Linked DNA regions of Homo sapiens: region 2 is linked to region 1. The links are chromatin loops, found by intact Hi-C in ENCODE. Cell type or tissue: B cell. All regions are shown on one strand. Each heading gives the region's core, and the rest is flanking DNA. Links, peaks and the distances in the headings are about the cores only. Region 1 overlaps PCGF5 (polycomb group ring finger 5). Region 2 holds the start of LOC124902480 (a long non-coding RNA gene).

Region 1 (8,000 bases), core at 1-8,000:
AAAGATTGAGAAACAGAATAATAGTTTGAAAAGAGTTAATGAGTTGAGAAAGGTTTTGGGGTTTTTTTTAAGATGTGAGAAACCTCTATGTGTTTGTAGTCTTGTAGAAGAGTAATGTTGTTGAGCAGGATGAAGGAGATGAGGCAGGAAGGGGGTGTTGTGGGGGCAAGAGAATGGGATTGAAGACAAAAGGCCATGAAAAAGATGAGTTATATGGCAGGAAAGAAAATGAGAAAAATGTCAAGATAAACATTTAAAGTTTTCATTTCAGAAGGTAGAACAATAAAGTGGTCTAAATTTCTCAGAAGAGAGGAATGGAGATTATTTCCTTTAGAGGAAAGAGCCAGAGCTGTGGTAGAGATTTTGAGAATGGGCATATCAGCTGTTGCTGCATAACAGACAACCCCTAAATTGATGCTTGAAAAAGCAAGCATTTATTATTCCTCCTGGTTCCCTGAGTTAGCTGGGTGGTTCATCTGGTCTTGGCTGGGCTCACTCATGCAACTGCAGTTAGCTGTGCATTGGGTAATCTGCTGTGCTGATCTTGGGGGATGGGCTGTCTGTGGACTAGTCTAAAATGGCCTTAGCAGGGCAGCTTGGCTCTCTTCTACGTGGTCTCTCATCCTCCAGCCTTGTTCTCATGGTAGCAGGATTCTGAGAGAGAGAAATAGAGACAAAAGCATTTGATGCCTCTTAAGGCTTAGGCTTAGAACCAAGCAGTCACTTGTGCCACATTCTGCTGGCCTCAACAAGTTTTAAAGCCAGACCGTATTTCCAAGGCAGGGGAATAAACTCCATCCTTAGTCAAGGGAGGAGTTTCAAAGTCATGCTCAAGAGTCTGGATATAGAGAGAGCTGGGGACTGGGACCATTTTTGTTATCAGTCTACTACTGGGGAAGGCTGTAAATAAGTGTGTTCCATGGACAGAAGAGTATGGTATAGTAGATGTGCTAAAATTGTGTATGTATTTTGTAACATGTATAAGATTATACATCTCAGACTATTTACATGTCAGATCTTGGTGTCTTCATTGTTAGTATTTTCTTTCTCCCCCCTTTCGAAGGTTGGACAATACATTAGAGGAAATTATATTTAAGCTGGTCCCTGGACTACGAGAACGTAAGTGGCTCTTTAGGTTCTTGCAGACTTTTGTGTTTTATGAAATCAACACTTCTATTAAAGATTTCATGACTTTTACTTTTATACTCTTTCTTTTAAATTAGAAGAACTTGAGCGTGAATCTGAATTTTGGAAGAAAAATAAGCCTCAAGAAAATGGACAAGGTGACTTTTTCTTATGTCTGTTTCTGACAGCACCTCTTAAACTGGTCAGCTTTTCATAGTTTAGGTGAACTAATATGTCTCTTCAGGCTCACATTTTTCCTGCACAAAATTCATGCACCCTTTTATTTACATTACGAACCTTTTTCTCTATATGAGATTTTATATAAATGAGTGTAAATCTGAAGTCACTTTAGTGAGGGTAATTGGAAATAGAGGAAATTGGACTTTGGGAAGAGAAAAGGGAGATAAAAGAGAAGATTGGCTAGGTGTTTATAGTGGTAATTTCTAGGGAGCTAAAGGAAGCTGAAGTAAGAAATAGCCACAGCTTGCAACTAAACAGTGAAGAGTTTTTTGTTTTATTTTGTATGTTTGCCTCTAAAGGAGAGGGAGCTGAGATGTGGCTGAGAGCCAGATCAGGAGATTTTACTATGCTCTGATATTCTGGAATGAAGTTTTTATAAGTAGAGCTCAGGTGATACAAACTTATACATCATGGAAATTTAGAAAGTATTTCTGGGTGCTTATGGGAATTTTCTCCATCACCCAGATTTCTCCTCTGGGTCCCAAAAGACTCAGCAATTAGTAATTTTTAATAATAATTTCAGCAAAGGGGCAAACATTACTGAGCAGATAAAAGGCTTTTAGTGTATATATATATATATATATATATATATATATATATATATATATATATATGTATAAAATCTACACAAAGGGATATTAAAATTATAAGAAACTAGTATCGCTCCCATTTTTTTAAATATGAGATTTAATTTAGGATGTCCTAAATATCATTTAAAGTTATTCAAGAATGTGTGTGTGTTCTTATAGGGTCACTTGTAAGTTCAGCCTCCCAATCTTGGTTTTCCCATAAGATCATAGGATTGTCAATTATACATGATTAAGGTGGATGAGATCTCCCTTTTTTAATCTGTAAAATGGAGATTATCATTTTATTCGTTCAACTTAACTGTGCAAGGCTGTTAGAGCAGGGGAAGTTTGAGAATAGTTTTGATGCTAGAATAAGGTAACAAGAGACTATTTTTTATCTGTAACAACAACAACAAAAAAATGGCAAAGAAGCTAAGCCTGGCCAAAAAAATAACTAGGGCTTGTTTTACCCACGTGTACACTGCAATTAAACAATAACAACCAATTATAGTAGTAGTGCTCTAGTAAAAATACAGATAAGATAAGGCTAATTAAATATTCCAGTTTTTGACTGCCTATTCAAGAGGACAGGAGCCTGAGGGATTGTCATCAGAAGTTACGTGGTAGGTTTACTCTATGGTTCTACGTATCACAGTTTAACTTGTGAAGGGCTGTAGCCTACTTTGTGAATTTTATCTCCCTTTTCCTATTGTTTCTCCCATTTTAAAGTATTTCTGGTATTTGGTCTTTAGCTTGGGTGGAGAATTCAGATTTTTTGTTGGAGCTAGGAGTTTGGTTCATAGAAGGCAACTCCTATCTATGTATATTCTCTATAAATAAGGAGAAGAAAACATGTAGAAAAAAGAGAACCCACCTCCCCGCTCTATGGTATACCTGTAGTGCTTTTACTACAGTCATCAAAAAGGATCTGGCCAGTCACTTTGCAGGGAAGCTTTTCTACAAGTAATGTTTAGCTGGCTGATTTTTTCAAGTGTTAGCTTAGAGGTATCTCATCTGGAAATCGTCCCTGCTTCACTCCCAAAGTTTGGGTTTATTGTCTCTTTTATATGTGCATGCATAGTCCATTTTACCTCTCACATCCTGTATTTGTCTGGTTTTTTCTTTTTTTTTTTTTTTTAGCTTGCCTTTATTTGATTCCATACCCTGACCACTGTGAGAGAGAGGATGATAGCTCTAGTTTCAGTATTGTTCCCTCAGGCCTTGTATGATGTGTATCCAACATATAGTTAGAACTACTCAACAGATGAATGATAAATATAGCTGCATTATTTATAGGCTACAGGTTTGTAATAGGTGAAATACATTTGTATATAATATAAAGTATGCCATTGAGATATCTTTAATGGAGTTGTAACATGTTATGTATTAATAGCTATATACATGTTAAAAAGCTAATTCATTATACTCGTTTTTTTTCACTGGCTGATTTTATGAATAGTAATTTGAAATTTTGAGAACTTAATTTTATCATTTGAAAAGTATTTGGTTTTAATTTGAATATATACTTATTTATAAACGAGTATAATTTATATATACACCTATAAATAATTTGGAAGTATTTTTATATATTCTGTCCACTTTCTAACATAGTCTAATTACTAATTGTAATCATTTTTTTGGCTAAATACAGCTAGTCCTGAATCTTTCATTTGGATGTCCCAATGAGCCTAGAAATCTTAAGCTATGTTAATAAGTTTCCAATTTTTTTTTTTTTTTTTTACAAAATATTTCCATTGCTGAGTTGGTTGGAACATTTTAAAGATACTAAGTTCTTCTTCAAAAACTGTTAGGAAATTTTTTAAAGTTGATTTTTGTTTTGATTATCAATGTATGATTGCTTAACTTTAAAATCAACTTTGATTTATAGCTAACTTAGTTTTGTTTAAATTATACAGATGATACTTCAAAAGCTGACAAACCGAAAGTAGATGAAGAAGGTGATGAAAATGAAGATGATAAAGATTATCACAGAAGTGACCCACAAATTGCTATCTGTCTAGATTGTTTACGAAATAATGGGCAATCAGGGGACAATGTAGTAAAGGTGAGTGAACAAGTACTATGGTATTTTTATGATCAGTTTATAGTAAACCCTTGATAATTTGTTGACAAATTTTCTAATGCTTCAAAATGTTTGCTTTCAAAGTTTTAATTAACATAATTAAATAAAATGCCATTCTTTGACAATCCTATGCTTAGAAATGGTTACTATTCCCACAACTGAACTGTCTTGGGCCAATGCCACCATCTAGTGGCTAATGCCCAGAATCACACCTCTGTTTCTCCTTTTATACCTTTGCTGGAAATTCATATGCATGGTTTCTGTTTTTTAGAGTGGTGACCAACTTAGACTTAGAGAATTTCATGTCACTGGTAGTTCTAGCCCTTTTATTCATTCTCTTCTAATTTTATCCTTTATTTCTCTATTTTTATTTGCAACTCAACAAGATTTCCATGTCAGAGCTAACATATTTTGTGAATAATTTAATCAATTAGTTTTGAAGTAAAATTAGATGTTGTAAAATGCCTCTGAACTTTTAAACTCCTTGAAGGCCCTCAGTTATTTCCTATAGAATCTCCATTTCTGGTACTGTTTTCCTCTGCCTCTGCTAATTGAATCTTTCCTTAGAGGATCTTTATAGGAAGTTTAAAACACTCTGCTTTTATAGATTTTCTTTGGTCTTTAAATGGTGTTACTTTAATAATGTTTTCTACCTTTTTATTACAAGCAGCTTTTATTTTTATTACAAATCTTCACTACTTCAGCTGTTAGATTTTTGTCACTTTATCCTAGCAAATGTCAGCCACTGAGAATATTGTTTATCTCTCTGTATTCTGTGTTTTATTCAAATGCCTATATTCATTGTCTCTAATTTTCTTTTACTTCCTCTGTGTACATCTATAGGCTAGTGGGTTGAATTTTTTACTAATACGTTTAATGGCATTTTCCTATTAGGAAGTGAAAAACAATTTTTCACTTCAGATTAAGTTTTCCTGGCATCTTATAACAACATATATGAGCACAGTAATTCAGTGAATATTTATCCACTATGTGAACAGTAGACAGTGAAGATGTAAGTAGTAAGAAAAAACATCTTTCACTCAAGGAACTTGGTTAGGTCTTATACATACAAATAGTTAAGGTAATTGATTTTGTTAAGGGGAATTTATTGGACAGGGCATGTAATAAAGTGCATCTATCTTTAGAGAAATGACCACTGTACCTATTTATCCTTACAGTATTTTCAGTTGTTTCTTATGGTCTTTCCCAAAAGTCATCCCCCTTTTTGGGAAGTTCTTTTTCATAGAGTTCATGGTCATCCTTTAGCTCTCCAATACATGAGTTAGCTCATACTGAAAGTTAAATCAATGGAAAGGCTGAATATCTTCTCATAAACAAACGTAAAGTCCACTTCTCTGCATGATTTCTCATATGAAAGTATAAAAGATTGAATTTTAGAAATTTATTTGAAAAATTAACCACCCCTGCTTGTTGTTCTCCTTTTTGACATCTTTGACACTTTGCTATTCTAGTTGACCTTTTATCCATTCACTTTTTCCTTTATGGACTTTTCTTCATCCTTGTACCTTCATTCTTAGTTTATAAATGACTTTTACTAAGCTACCCTGATTCTTCCTTTTTTTCCTGTGGCATTCCTGCTTTGTCTCCACTGCCTCTACTTCTTGCCTTCTACTTGATATATGTAAGTATGTCCTAATACTTTCTCTGTATCTATTTTAGGAGATCTTCTCCATTTTCTGTGTGGCTTCAACTACGCAAAGGATTTTTTAACTTTTATTTTAGGTTCAGGAGGACATGTGCAGGTTTCTTACATAAGTAAATTGTGTGTCACAGGTTTGGCGTAAGGTTATTTTGTCACCCAGGTAATAGGCATAATAGTCAATAGGTAGTTTTTCAATCCTGTCTCGCCCCCTACCATTCCACCTTCAAGTAGGGCCTCATGTCTGTTGTTCTCTTCTTTATGCAAAGGACTTTTAAGTCCTCATTTCCAGCCCTGCTTTGTTTCCCAAGCTGAAGTGTTATGTCTCTATTTTTAAATAGACCAGTTGAGAGTTTCACTAACACCGGAAACTTGACTTGTCTAAGTTGTCTAATTCATTATACTTTCATCTAACTTTGGTCCAAACATGCAGTTTTAGTTATGACTGCTGTCTTTCAGCCAATCAAATAAGTTCAAAAGCTTCGCGTCATCTTTGATCTGTTACTCTTTTCTTTCAACCAGTCACTAAGTCCTGCAAAATTCCCCCAGTTTAGTGCTGCTCACCCTTATATCTACATTTTTTAAGTAGTTATTAAGTGTTTTCTGTACCCTTAATTTTTCTTTTGTTATCCAGGGCTAGGGCCACTTGCCTGAGTGTGTGTAAGGCCCAGAGTGAGGGCCATGACCAATCTCAGGGTCAGATGGTAAGTATTTTAGGCTCTGTAGGCCATATGGTCTCTGTTGCAATTTACTCAACTTATTCATTATAGCACTAAAGCAGCACAGACAATAGTAAATGAATGGGCTTGGTTGTGTTTCAATAAAACATTACTTACAGAAATTGATGGCCAGCCAGATTTGGCCTGAGGACATGGTCATTGTACAGGCCAAAAGTTTGCCACCTTTTGGCCTGTACAATTAAGTCATAACTCCTTACATTAGTATTCAAGGCCCTTCCCTAACAAGCACCTCTTTTAATAAGTTTATCTCCCATTAAACCCATTAGTAAATCGTCCTTTCAAAACAAGTGATTATTCCTTTATGTATGTGTTCGTTCTCTCTCTCTGTCTCTTCCCCTCCACCTCGTGTGTGTGTGTGTGTGTGTGTGTGTGTTGGAAACCATATATCTGACAAAAGATCTGTATCTAGATTATATAAAAGCTTGTGTTATGAATACTTAAGACCTCTAAAACTTTGAACAACCCTTCCTTTTTGGCGTGTTCTTTCCTCTTCCACCATCCTATGCTTCTGTCAAGACCCAGAGATTTTTATTTTTTGTGACGCTTTTCCCAACCTAGTGAATCCCTTTTCTGAAATTCTGTAGTACTTATATTTATCTGTCAATTAGGGATTAGTTTGTTATCTATTAAGGATGTGCCTAAGAGTTCTAGGCACTGATACTATCTTTTTTTTATATGTGTGTTGTCCTTGATACTAGACTGTAAATCCCTTAGTGGCAGAGACACAATGTCTGTATTGCTTTATAGCCTTCTCAGCCATCTCATTCCTCTGCAGTAGGATGTGATTCACAAATGTGGTGGGGCAGTAGTTGCATGTATAGTTTATACAGAATATCTACTGCTTTTATAATACAGAAGTCAAAGTCAAGAGTGGGATGTCAATAAAAAGAGTAGAGTAAGTATCTCTGAAAATTCACTTTTCCATGAAAGTATAAAAATACTGGCAAAAATGTTCAGTGTCAGCTTTTTCAGAGATCTGATATTAAACAAAGGCTTATAGATGCATATAGAGCATTTTATCAAGAAGATGACTAACTATCAGTATAAAGGGTGAGCTTTGTGGCATTTTAACTTGCTTTAGTTCCAGCCCCTGCTCAAATTCTGCAGTAGCCTTGAAAATAACAGCCTGCTTTCCCATTGCAGCCTCTCAGGGACCAAAGGGAAAGAACAGAGGTAGAGCTTTTTCAAAGCCTCATTGCCAAAGAATGGTCATTATTTGACTTGTCTGGTTGTTTCCTCGGAGACCCCACTTACAAGATTGTCAGTATTCGACTTGACTTGGAGCTTGCCCCCATGGAAAAAGCCTTCTCTGTGGGTGGGGGAAAGGGGCATTTGTCAAAAACAATTACAGGCAAATGTTTCAACTTTACAACTGCCTGAGGTATAGATAACATTTGGAGCAAACAAGAGACTAACCAAAAAGCTTAAATGGAAAAGCTGGAGAGTGAGATGTCCCTAGGAGCTTCAAAAGGCTGTGACATATTCCTTGAAATCTAGAGGGCCACGTGCATATGTAGAGTTGTATGCATGTTCAGGAAGGACCTGAGAAGGCCCTAAGCTCTCACCTCTGCCTCACCTTGAGG
Region 2 (10,500 bases), core at 1,477-9,476, 50 kb before region 1:
GGCAATTAGTTTATTTTGAGGAATAATCCCAAAGAACAGCATTTGTGACTGGTAAGAGTTAATAGGGAACAAAGGAAACCCAATCCAAGGTTTGTTCATCAACTTGGTCACTATTGTGGGCAACTGGGACCTGTTCCCACAGGACACCCTCCAAGAATGTGCCTTAAAATTGGCTACTAGATAAAATTGGGGTGGGTGGTATTCATTATTTGTCCACTTTCTCGCATCCCCTACTGGTCAAGTGTTGCCCCATGGGGTGTTAAGTCTATCATGGGACTGCACATTTGTCAGAATGGCTCACTGGTTTCCTACAGATATTTCACATGGTGGCAGAGAAGGCCCAGAGTAGAAAGCACATGTGACAGTGCAGCTGAAGTGACATTCTGTCAGCAAGGGCTAGAATGTCAGTGCCAAGAGAAGTGATGTGAGGCAAAGATGTCCAATGCAGAAATGTGCTAATTACAAAAGTATCTCCTAAAATTTTGGCCAATAAACCATAATCAGACCCTAATTTCAGTTTACAAAGTTCAAATGTTTATATATTAGACTTTCTAAGCAAGAAACCTGTGCATGCACATTGAAACACCCAAGCCCCACAGTATCATTGAAGCACAAAGCAGAGCTTTATGTCCCTTCTCACCCCAGGGCTTTTGCACTTGCTAAGCCTTCTTGTTCCTTTATTCTCCCAGATCTTTCCATGGCTTCACAGTCATGCAGGTTTCAGCAGAAATGTTGTATCTTCAGAGAAAGTTTCCTTACTACCTTGACAAAATATCCCACCCCATCCCCCACCTCTGACCCACACTTGCCCAGCTCCTTTCCATTACACTGATGTGTTTTTCCGTATTTCAGAGGGTGACAAATGCTATTTGTGTATTTCTTGTTGGTCCCCCTCACAGACTCTATGAGGGCAGCTTGACAATAGTATCCCCAGCACTGCATGGAAGGAGCCTTGTCTATACTTGTTGAATACCTGGTTATCATAATTCATCTTCTTTGTTTACTCTTTCCCTGTCATCTGGTTTCATCCCAGCCAGTGAAATCACTTACTAGATGAGGAACTGCTGAAGTACTGGGAATTCACTGGTGGACGAGATATAATCCCCACCTCAAGTCTCACAGTCTGTCAAGGAGCCTCCAGATTCTTTTTATCCTGTGCATGATGTGGAACCATTCAAATCTCTTTTTAAACAACAACAACAAAAAAAACATGATGTGGTTTTTATATTAGACGTGGACAAGTGAGCCAGTTAATGGCATGTCCTGGTTGTCTAAAGCTGAGTGACAAACTACTCCAAAACTTAACGATTTCAAACAACAGTAATCATTTATCTCTCACAGTTTCTGTGAGTCAGGAATTTGGAGTCTGGTCAGCAGCGTAGCCTGTCTCCATTCCGCTTGGCATCAGCAGGGGAGGCTCGAAGTATGGGGAAATCATCTGAAGGCTCGCGAGCTGACTGTCATGTCCTGGGTCTAGTCTGAGACTCCTGGGCTCCTCGGGCACGTCCCTCTCTCTATGTGACTGCTCCGTGATGTATTATTTTCTGAGGATGGCTGCACAGACGTATATCTTTGGAAAATAAAATCTCCACGGGCAGTGTTATCACAACTGCTGATGTTTATTGAGGATGAGGGCTTCCTGTGGTCCGGGCATTGTGCTAAGTGTTCTCCGTGTATTATATTATCTAACCCCTGATGAGTGGGATTTGTAAGGTAGCCCTTTTGTACAGTGAAGCAATGGGGACTCACCAAAGTTAAATGACTGGTATGAGCTCACAAAGAACTTTTGAATTTACTGGGGAAAGGGCTAATGGTGGTAGAGAGTGCGTGGGAGCCTTGCTTCCAGAGGGAAAATGGGTTTCTTTACTGACTCCTCTGTCAACCGGTACTGGACATCATCCTCTCCCACCATATTCCCCTTTTTCCTTCCTATTTTCAGTACACTTTCATTTTGTTATATTAAATTTCAATTATATTTTACCTGTGCCCTTTTCCATTGTGAACTTATTTAAAAACACTTATTTAAAAACAGACGTTCCAAGGAAATAGAAACAAGATTTTCTTTGTCTGGATTCATTTTGCCATTTAGGAAAGAGTTCTCCTGGTTCTCAAGATGTTTCATTCATTCAATAAATATTGATTATCTACTAAGTGCCAGACATTGGGGAAGTGAATCCACATCAGTGAACAAAACAGACAAAAAATACGTGCCCTCACAGAGCTTACATTCTAATGGGTAGAGATAAATATATAACATTTTTACTTTTCAGGCAATGAGAAATACTGTGGAGAAAAGTAAACCCAGAGAAGGGGAAGAGAAGTGTCAGATCACGTCATTTTATGTAATTATGTTTCCTTGGATTTCCGTCTCTCTAAATTGAACCCACAGTCCTTACAGTGGCCCAGAAGAGCCTGCGAGACCCATCCTGTCTCCCTGACCTCAGTCCCATCTGCTCATTCTCAACCACACTGGCCCCCTTGCTGGGGGAACCTTGGACATCAGCATCGTTCCTGCTTAGGACACTTTCCTTTCTCTCTGTGTAGTCACTCATCCTTTTGATAACTATAAGACCAACTTCCTTACCTGTTTTGTGGTCTTTACCCAGATGCCATCTTCTCACTAATGCCTTTGCTGACACCTTGTTTTAAATTTCAGTCACCCTCCTTACCTACCCCTAGTACCCCTACTCTCCTGGAGGTCACCCCAAACCACTATTTCAGCATGACCATTGGCAAAGCAGCATCACTGGCTTTCTCTCTAGAAGGCAGACCTGCCTACGGGCTGCAGAGTTCAAGCTTGTCTCTGTCCTTCGATCTTCTTGGGAGTTTTCTGTAAAGGCCCTGATTAGTGGCAGCACCATGGGAATCTCCCTGGCCTATTCAGTAGCATTGAATCAATCCTGAGTTTAATTAGCAGCAATTGCCAGGATGACGTTTTGGCCTTGTCATACCACGGGGCAGTACCTCTTAAGGATTGGATGTAGTTTTGTGCAATGAAGAGCCCTTCTTCAGATGGGTTATTTCTACCCCATGGTCTTTGGCTGAGTGTGTTTCGTATTAGTCTTCTTCCTTTTCTTGCCAGGCCATTCTTGTTCTCCTCCTCTCTCAGATGTTCTTCTCTTTCATCACCCTCTGTGATTGCCTCATCTGAGTTCTTAGCTTTCAGTTTCACTGGCCATGCTGACCTTTTATGTATTTATTGTTTTTGTTCAGAAACTGAAACTGCATCACATACATGCTGGTTTGTATCTGTCTCTCCCATTTTATTAAAAGCCTAGTTTTTTCTTCTGTGTCTCTACCACTTTCTGGGTCTTACAGCATTCAAGGGATCATCCCTGCTTCCACAAGCAAAGTTCCAGAGTCTGTGAATTTTATGACATAATAAACAAGTAGAAAATGTACTTGTCACAGGTTGGGTTCCCTGGGAAGCTGACTCCCAGGTGTAGTTTTGTATCCAGGATGTTTATTAGGGAATGCCCTTTGAAGGGTGGGAAGGCAGCAAGGGGGGCAGAAAAGGAGTTGAGCTGTAGAGCCAGCATGGCAGGAGCTCTGGAACTAGAATGACTCCTCTGAGTTGTCTTGACTTGGGCCAAGATGGCCAGGCCTTTATACTCCAGCATCCCTCAGTCCTTGCATCCTTGGGAAAGTGACCTTGGGCAAGGAGGATCTTTGCAGCTGAGGACATGCCTGCAAGAGGCCAACAACATCCCCATCAAGTGCAGCCCAAAGGCTTCTCTGAAGAGGGATCTGATCTCTGCTTCCCAGCATCTTCCACATTAATGTACGTGAAATTCAGCCACGGCTCCAAAATATGATGCAGTATTTTAGTTAAGAAGTAACATTCAAGGCTAGTTTTAGTTTAATACTGAAATTTGATTGAGTTCATTGAAATCCTAGGATGTTAGAGTCCAAAGAGGCCATAAAAATCCTTTATGCAACCCTCTTGTTTGACAGATAGGGAAGTGGAGTAAATAAACAAAGGAGAATAAATTTTAGTGTGGTTTCCCCAGAAACAGACCCCAAGACAAGAATTTGAGAGTAAGTGGTTTAGTTGAGAGGTTCTCCCAAGAAATATCAACAGGAAAGTAGAGAAGTGGGACAGGGAGGAAAAAGAAAGCAATAAAGGGTATAGTTTCAAGAGAATTACTGCTGTGGGCAACTGGAGCTCAATCCGTTTAAGGAACTCTAGGAACTAGTCTACACGCTTCAGGCTATCCTACCCAAAGGACAGGGAAATTGGGTTACTTGCCCATCAACTATCCATCCTCCTTGACTGAGGGCTGTTTCCTGGAGATGCTAACTTCCCTGCATTTTTGCCTCACTGTGGGAGAGGGCCCAGCCTGCTCCCAGAGCCAGAATAAAAGCCACAGGTGTTCAAGAAGGCTGCCTTCAGCATGTAGAGATGAGCGTGGAGGAGATAAGAGGGAGGAGGAGACAGTGACAGTGTCTGCTATAGGGGATTGCCTGAAACTGAACCAGAACTCTGGTATCCTGACTACTGACCAGGGTTCTTTATGCTGATTATTAATATCTTCCTACTCGGTGCCCAAAATTGTTCAACTAATCTAGTTAAGAGAGAGTGAGGGTATAGAAAGAACAGGGGATGTAGCCCCTTTCTGGGAAGTGCGCATATATGTTTGAAAGAAGAAGAGAAGATTTTATAAGCATTAATATCAACAGGTATGGATGAGATTGCATTGAAAGCTGTGCATTGCATTTGTCATTGTTGAGGTGCTGCTATAAGGGACTGTGCCAGAAGGGAAGGTGCTGTTTGTTTTGTTTTGTTTTTAAGATATTGAGTCTTGAACACAGTCTCAGTGGGAGATTTGAACATAATTGGCAGAGGCTGAGAGGCAGGATTGTGTACTGGTGAAGAGTTGGGGGCCTTTCTAGTGGGCAATCTAGTTTATCCTATATTCATCACTTTGTGGTCATTGGACAGTGGGCAAATTAAGCTTTGGTTTCTTCCTGTATACGGTGGGGCCAATTATAGAACCCAATTCATAAGGGTGTTGAGAGCATTCAATGAAGTAATTGATGTAAAAATATTAACCTAGAGCTTGCTGTGTAGGAGGTTGATAACATTAGCTGTGTTCGTGATTACTGTTGACAGAGGGAAGTGGAAAGGGGGAGGGTCAGGTGGGAGAATGGTCAGAGCTTGGGCAAGCACAAGATTCAAGAGGCAAATGGAAAAATAGTGTGAAGTGGAACTCCTGAGACACCAGGGAGGTGATGGGGAAAGTTTTATAAAAGTGAGAAGAGCTGCCCACTTAGACCACATTTTCATGGGAGCTGTCTTAGTTTGTTTTCTGTTGCTACAGCTGAATACCTGAGACTGGGCAATTTATAAAGGAAAGAAATGTATTGCTTACGTATCTGGAGGCTGGGACATCCAAGGGTGAGGTATCTGGTGAGGGCCTTCTTGCCGGTGGAGACCCTCTGCAACCTTCTGAGCTGGGCATCACATGGTGAGGGGCTGAGTGTGTCAGCTCAGGTCTCTCTTCATGTAAAGCCACTAGTCCTATCATGGTCCCCCCAGTGACATTACTAATCTTAATTACCTCCCAAAGCCCCACCTCTAAATGCCATCAACGTATGAATTTGAAGATTAAGTTATCAGCACATGAAATTTGGGGAACTCATTCAAATCATAAACAGGAGCTTAGGTCCCATCAAAGTGAAAGCTTACCAGGAAGCCCAATGTGTAAAAAAAATACGTAAACAGAGTTATGTGTTTGAAGGTGGAGTGGAGAACTATCTTCTCCCCTCCTCCCTCCACCCACAGCCCCTGAGGGAATTCTGAGAAACCCCAAGGCAGCAAGAACAAAAACAATGTCTGCAGAAAGATTTTTTAACACTACTGTAACACCTCATTTGTTCTGTATTGAGTTCATTTTCCAGAAAACCTTTTTTTTTTTTTTTTAAGAAACCCATCTTGGATGAAATTTTGTTTAAGTGTGTTACTTTTTTGCCTTCTTAACAAGGCTGAATGAAAACCTTTTAATCTGTTCTTGATGACTTTTGATCATAGTGATGAACATTTAGTTAAGGTTCTGTGCTTTAATGTGGTGATTTCCAACCTCAGAGTTTCTGAAGTGTTAGGACTGTTTACTGGCACTATGCTTTTGAAATTGTTAGAAGAAGCAGGGTGGCATCAAGGGAGGGTCCTGGACTTGGGAGCTACACTGTCCAGGATTATATCCAAGCCTTGCATTTTATTAGCATTGTGACCAGGTGTAACCACTGTTTGCCTCAATTTCTTCTTTCCCAAATTGAGAAGAATAATTGTACTCACCCCCTAGGATTATTGTGAGAAATAAATAAGTTTTTATATGTTCACTGCTTAGAACCATGCCTTCGTATAAAATGTGCTGTATAAGTGCTATGATGATGATGGTCGATGTATCTGTTTTTATGGTTCTTCTGTCTTTTTTGATGTAGTATGGTGGTTAAGCCTATAGACTCTGAAGCAAAATAACCTGGATTTGAATCCACCACCGTTGTGATCTGATTGTTTTAAGCTGATTAATTTTTGTGAACCTAATGATTTCAGTAAAACCCACCATTGTGACCTTGAGAGAGTTAATTTAATTCCCTGTGATTCAGTTTATTCTTCTGAAAAATGAGGCAAATAATACAAAGTAGTTAACAGGATTGTTGTGAGGATTAAATAGGATAAATTTGTAAGCTCTTAGCACAGTATTTGGCACATAGTGAGTAGTCATTGCATAGTAGTCATCGTTACTGTTAATTATTAAGAGTCTAAATGAGGGATACTGTAATATAATATACAGCCAGAAGTTGTTACTATATTTGACTCCTTAGAAGCCTTGAAAACTTCCTTCTTGTACTTAATTGGTTTCAGTAAATAGAGGTTATTAACTAATTATTGATCTTAAATAGTAAGTTATTTTCAATGTGCTTCTTAATGTTGGGGCAAGGGGTAGTTAGGCGAAAAGATTGGCCATTTATGCTATATAATATGCTTACTATCAAACTGTGACTCAACTTTTAGATGTATTTATGTTGAAGGAGTTAGATCATTCTTTGCTTAAAAGGTTGACATGATTAATGTTCAGATGAGGGGATATTTTCAAAGGAAGAAAAACAGTAAAGAAATGTGTTTGTGAAAATGACTAAAAACAATACAGGGTAAGCAGCAAATTTTCTGATGCAGAATACAGGCCAAACATGATTTAAAAAAGCAAGAAAGCAAACAAACAAAAATGGTGACTTTGCAGCCTTGATGGAGGTAGGGGCAGGGGAAGTGTTCAGCCACAATCTACCAGCAAACCCCTTGGTACTAAGCATTTTAAGGGCTAATTTAGGTCTCTAGAGCATGCCACTATCAAGACTAACCCATTCAGCAGGGCTTTGTATAGCCAAGGTTTTGTTGCATATTAAAATGTTTAGGAAAATTATCCAACATTTGGGAATAAGGCACAGGATGATTGCATGTCTTTTTAGCGTTTTCTTGGAGCACTTAAGACACCAGCCAAGGATCATGTAATTCTCTAGGAAAGTGTTCCTTTGTTTAACTTACTTTTTATTAGGATCCAGATTCTATGAAGTTAGATGTTAATTTGTAGATTGATCCCCTGCAAATGACTTCTGTCTGATAAAGAAGATAACCCCAAAGGTTATAGTTTTATTGCCCTATAGGATAGTAACTAGTTTTATTTCTAAATTAGCAATCTTATTTCAGTATTCTGTATTTCATTGACTGTATACACTTCAGTCTTTCCTGTATTACATTGAACCAGATGTGCCATCCTGCTGAGTTAAAATAAATTTTTGACATATGCTTAATATATATTTGTACAAGACTCATGTTTTTAATTTCTTGAAAACTACATCCTGATAAACCAATTACCTATATTAATGGAAATTTTCTTTCCTATTGTTTTCTCCGTTCTCTTAACATTTTTCATTTCCATTGTAAATTTGAAATTGAAATAAATTTTATAGATCCTTTATTCTTTTAATATAGGAAATTTGTCAACAACAAAAACAAGTGTATATATTTAAAAGTTTTAAACCTGATTGTTTTAGGCTGTTTAATTTTTGTGAACCTAATGATTTCAGTCAGGCCCACATTTCTGAAATGAGCGTTATGTCAGTGTAAGCTAATTTAACACTTTTATGCAGTTTTCATAAGTGATTGTACAACTATTTGATGTTTATTGTTGAGTTTGTGAAGCATGACACCACAAAATCATAAAAATGTTCTAATATCTGTAACCAGAACTACAGATAAGGTAGTGATAACATTTAGAGAACATGTTTTTGAATAGTGATTTGCTTTTATAAAGATTAAACTTTTAGAATTATGAATATAATGTTTAATTTGCATAAGTTTATGTCTACTCTTTACTCCTCATAAAATATTCTGACAAGCTTTGCAATAGGGAAGAGGGCTGTTAGGGATGTCTTAGATGGGATTCCAGCATTGGATAATAAATTGAACTTATTGGATTAGGTTTTAATTAAACCTTAATCTGAATTAAGGTTTTCATTTAAAAAAAAACCCTTACATTAGTCTTTCCTCCTTTTGTTAGATGATTGCACTCAAGTAACTGTCTTATATACTTTTAACTAATATTTACTTCATAGATATTAATTTAATTCTTCTAGAATGCAGACTCTATGATGACCAGGCCAGGTCTATTTTATTTACTATTGTGTTCCAGGCACATTTTCACAAACAGCCTGTTTGGAAGTTACTAAAACACAGAATAAGTGGATATGAAATGGTAGAGCCATTCCTTTCCAGACAAATGTTTGGTTCTCAAGTCTTGGAAGATGATAAACATGAGAACCCAGAAAATGCAAAGAAGGAGAGCTCTGAGGATAAAAATAGTTGTACATAACAAAAGTTCCCCACTGCCAACTCATTATTGCCACGTCCTGCCCTTTTTCTCTCTCTTCTTCAGATTTCTTCCTCCTTTCACTGCCTCACTGTCTTTTGTGAAAATGAGTACTTTGGGTATTGTTTTGATTCTGTGTAGGTCACCAAGATCAAGAAATGTAATAAATGCCTTTATCTGGGCACAATGGTGAAAGATTTCCTTGATGTTCAAGTTTTAACTTCTTTCTCATAAAATACCAGAAATAATGTTTCTTAAAATTTGGAATACATAGCTATATTTAAATTGAAATATATCTGTAAACTATCTAGCAAATTTGTAATTTTTATCTACATAAACAATTTTTTAAAATTTTATGAGTAAACTAAGTTATATGTAACACAGTTTAGGTTGCTAATTCTTATGGTCCAGTGAGATTAGATATGTAAATACAGTTATTTTAAATGCATAAAATATATTTATCTCTCTCACTAGAGTCACTAAGTTGGGCAAAATCTTCATTTCTTTGATTTTCCCTGTCATCCAGCCTTGAGCGCAATTGTTCCCAAATATTTTGAAAGGCTATTATGGAACGATTTTTCTTTTTTCTGGGTTTCTAAATGACTGGACACACACACACACACACACGGCCCAGCTAACATGGAGCAAATTATCTTCCACCCTTCCCCAGGTCAGACGTGGCACTCTAAATCCTTCACAGATAATCTGTGAATAAAAACACACCCATAGACCTAGATATTAGTATTTTAAGTGACAAGGGTATATTCCAGCGTTCATTCATAAACTGAGCCAAGCTCAAAGTACATTTTTCCTGAAGAAACAATGTTGTAAACATTATAAATGATGAGTTTCTCAGGCCAGGCCACACAAGTCCTATCTAATCTGTGTTTGTCCATTGAACTATTCCTCTATCCATCAAACACCTAGAGAGTTTCTACTTTATGCCAGATTCCTTGCCCTGCATCGGACCACATCAGAATCATTGACAGTATATTTACAGTTAATAAAACTGAGGCTGGGCGTGGTGGCTCACCCCTGTAATTCCAGCACTTTGGGAGGCCGAGGCAGGTGGATCACTTGTGGTCATTTGTTGGTCAGGAGTTTGAGACCAGCCTGGCCAACATGGCAAAACCCTATCTCTGCTAAAAATACAAAAAGTAGCCAGGCACGGTGGTGGATGCTTGTAATCCCAGCTACTTGGGAGGCTGAGGTGGGAGAATTGCTTGAACACGGGAGGCTGAGGTGGGAGAATTGCTTGAACCCGGGAGGCACAGGTTTCAGTGAGCTGAGATCACACCACTGCACTCCGACCTGGGTGACGGACCGCGACTCTGTCAAAAAACAAACAAAAAAACTAAAAGACATGGTATACCAACATTTGGGCAAATTTTGGCAACAGCCTAACAATAAATTGGCTTTTTAATCTTTTATTTATAAAATAGTGCCACAAATATTTATCGGAGAACTACTATGTGCCAAAGTCTGTGCTTGCCACTAGGAATGAAAGAATGAACAGGGTAGCTCCTGCCGTCAAGGAGCTGAACAGCAGAACTCGGAGAAAAAGCAGGTTTGATTAAAGGAGAATGGAAAGGTAGGTACAGATGTAACATTTGGAAAGGATGGTGACTTCTGT

What was found. A loop is a pair of places that touch in the nucleus more often than their neighbours do. Peaks named below come from ENCODE experiments on the same cell type or tissue, not always from the same donor. Only the 100,000 strongest peaks of a DNase experiment are listed, where the experiment ranks them.
Region 2: it touches region 1 in a loop (2.7-fold over the local background); 3 of 110 quality-filtered maps call a loop at or near these places.

Annotation. Positions count from the first base shown.
Region 1 is chr10:91,247,442-91,255,441 of GRCh38, forward strand. PCGF5 (polycomb group ring finger 5) reads left to right here. Exons shown (of 10, transcript NM_032373.5): 4 at 1,064-1,119; 5 at 1,224-1,283; 6 at 3,851-3,999. Among named protein-coding and RNA genes, the nearest start is that of PCGF5, 31 kb to the left of the region's middle. RefSeq lists a silencer at 388-570. In B cell, for the core only: CTCF peaks have their summits at 4,211 (motif pointing left) and 4,411; a DNase peak (open chromatin) is centred at 4,200; H3K27ac peaks cover 1,972 bases.
Region 2 is chr10:91,195,817-91,206,316 of GRCh38, forward strand. LOC124902480 (a long non-coding RNA gene) reads right to left here and starts at 2,662. Exons shown (of 3, transcript XR_007062240.1): 1 at 2,585-2,662. It also overlaps a transcript of PCGF5 not described here. In B cell, for the core only: no CTCF peak of the experiment used is centred there; DNase peaks (open chromatin) are centred at 3,155 and 5,765; H3K4me3 peaks cover 2,582 bases; H3K27ac peaks cover 8,000 bases.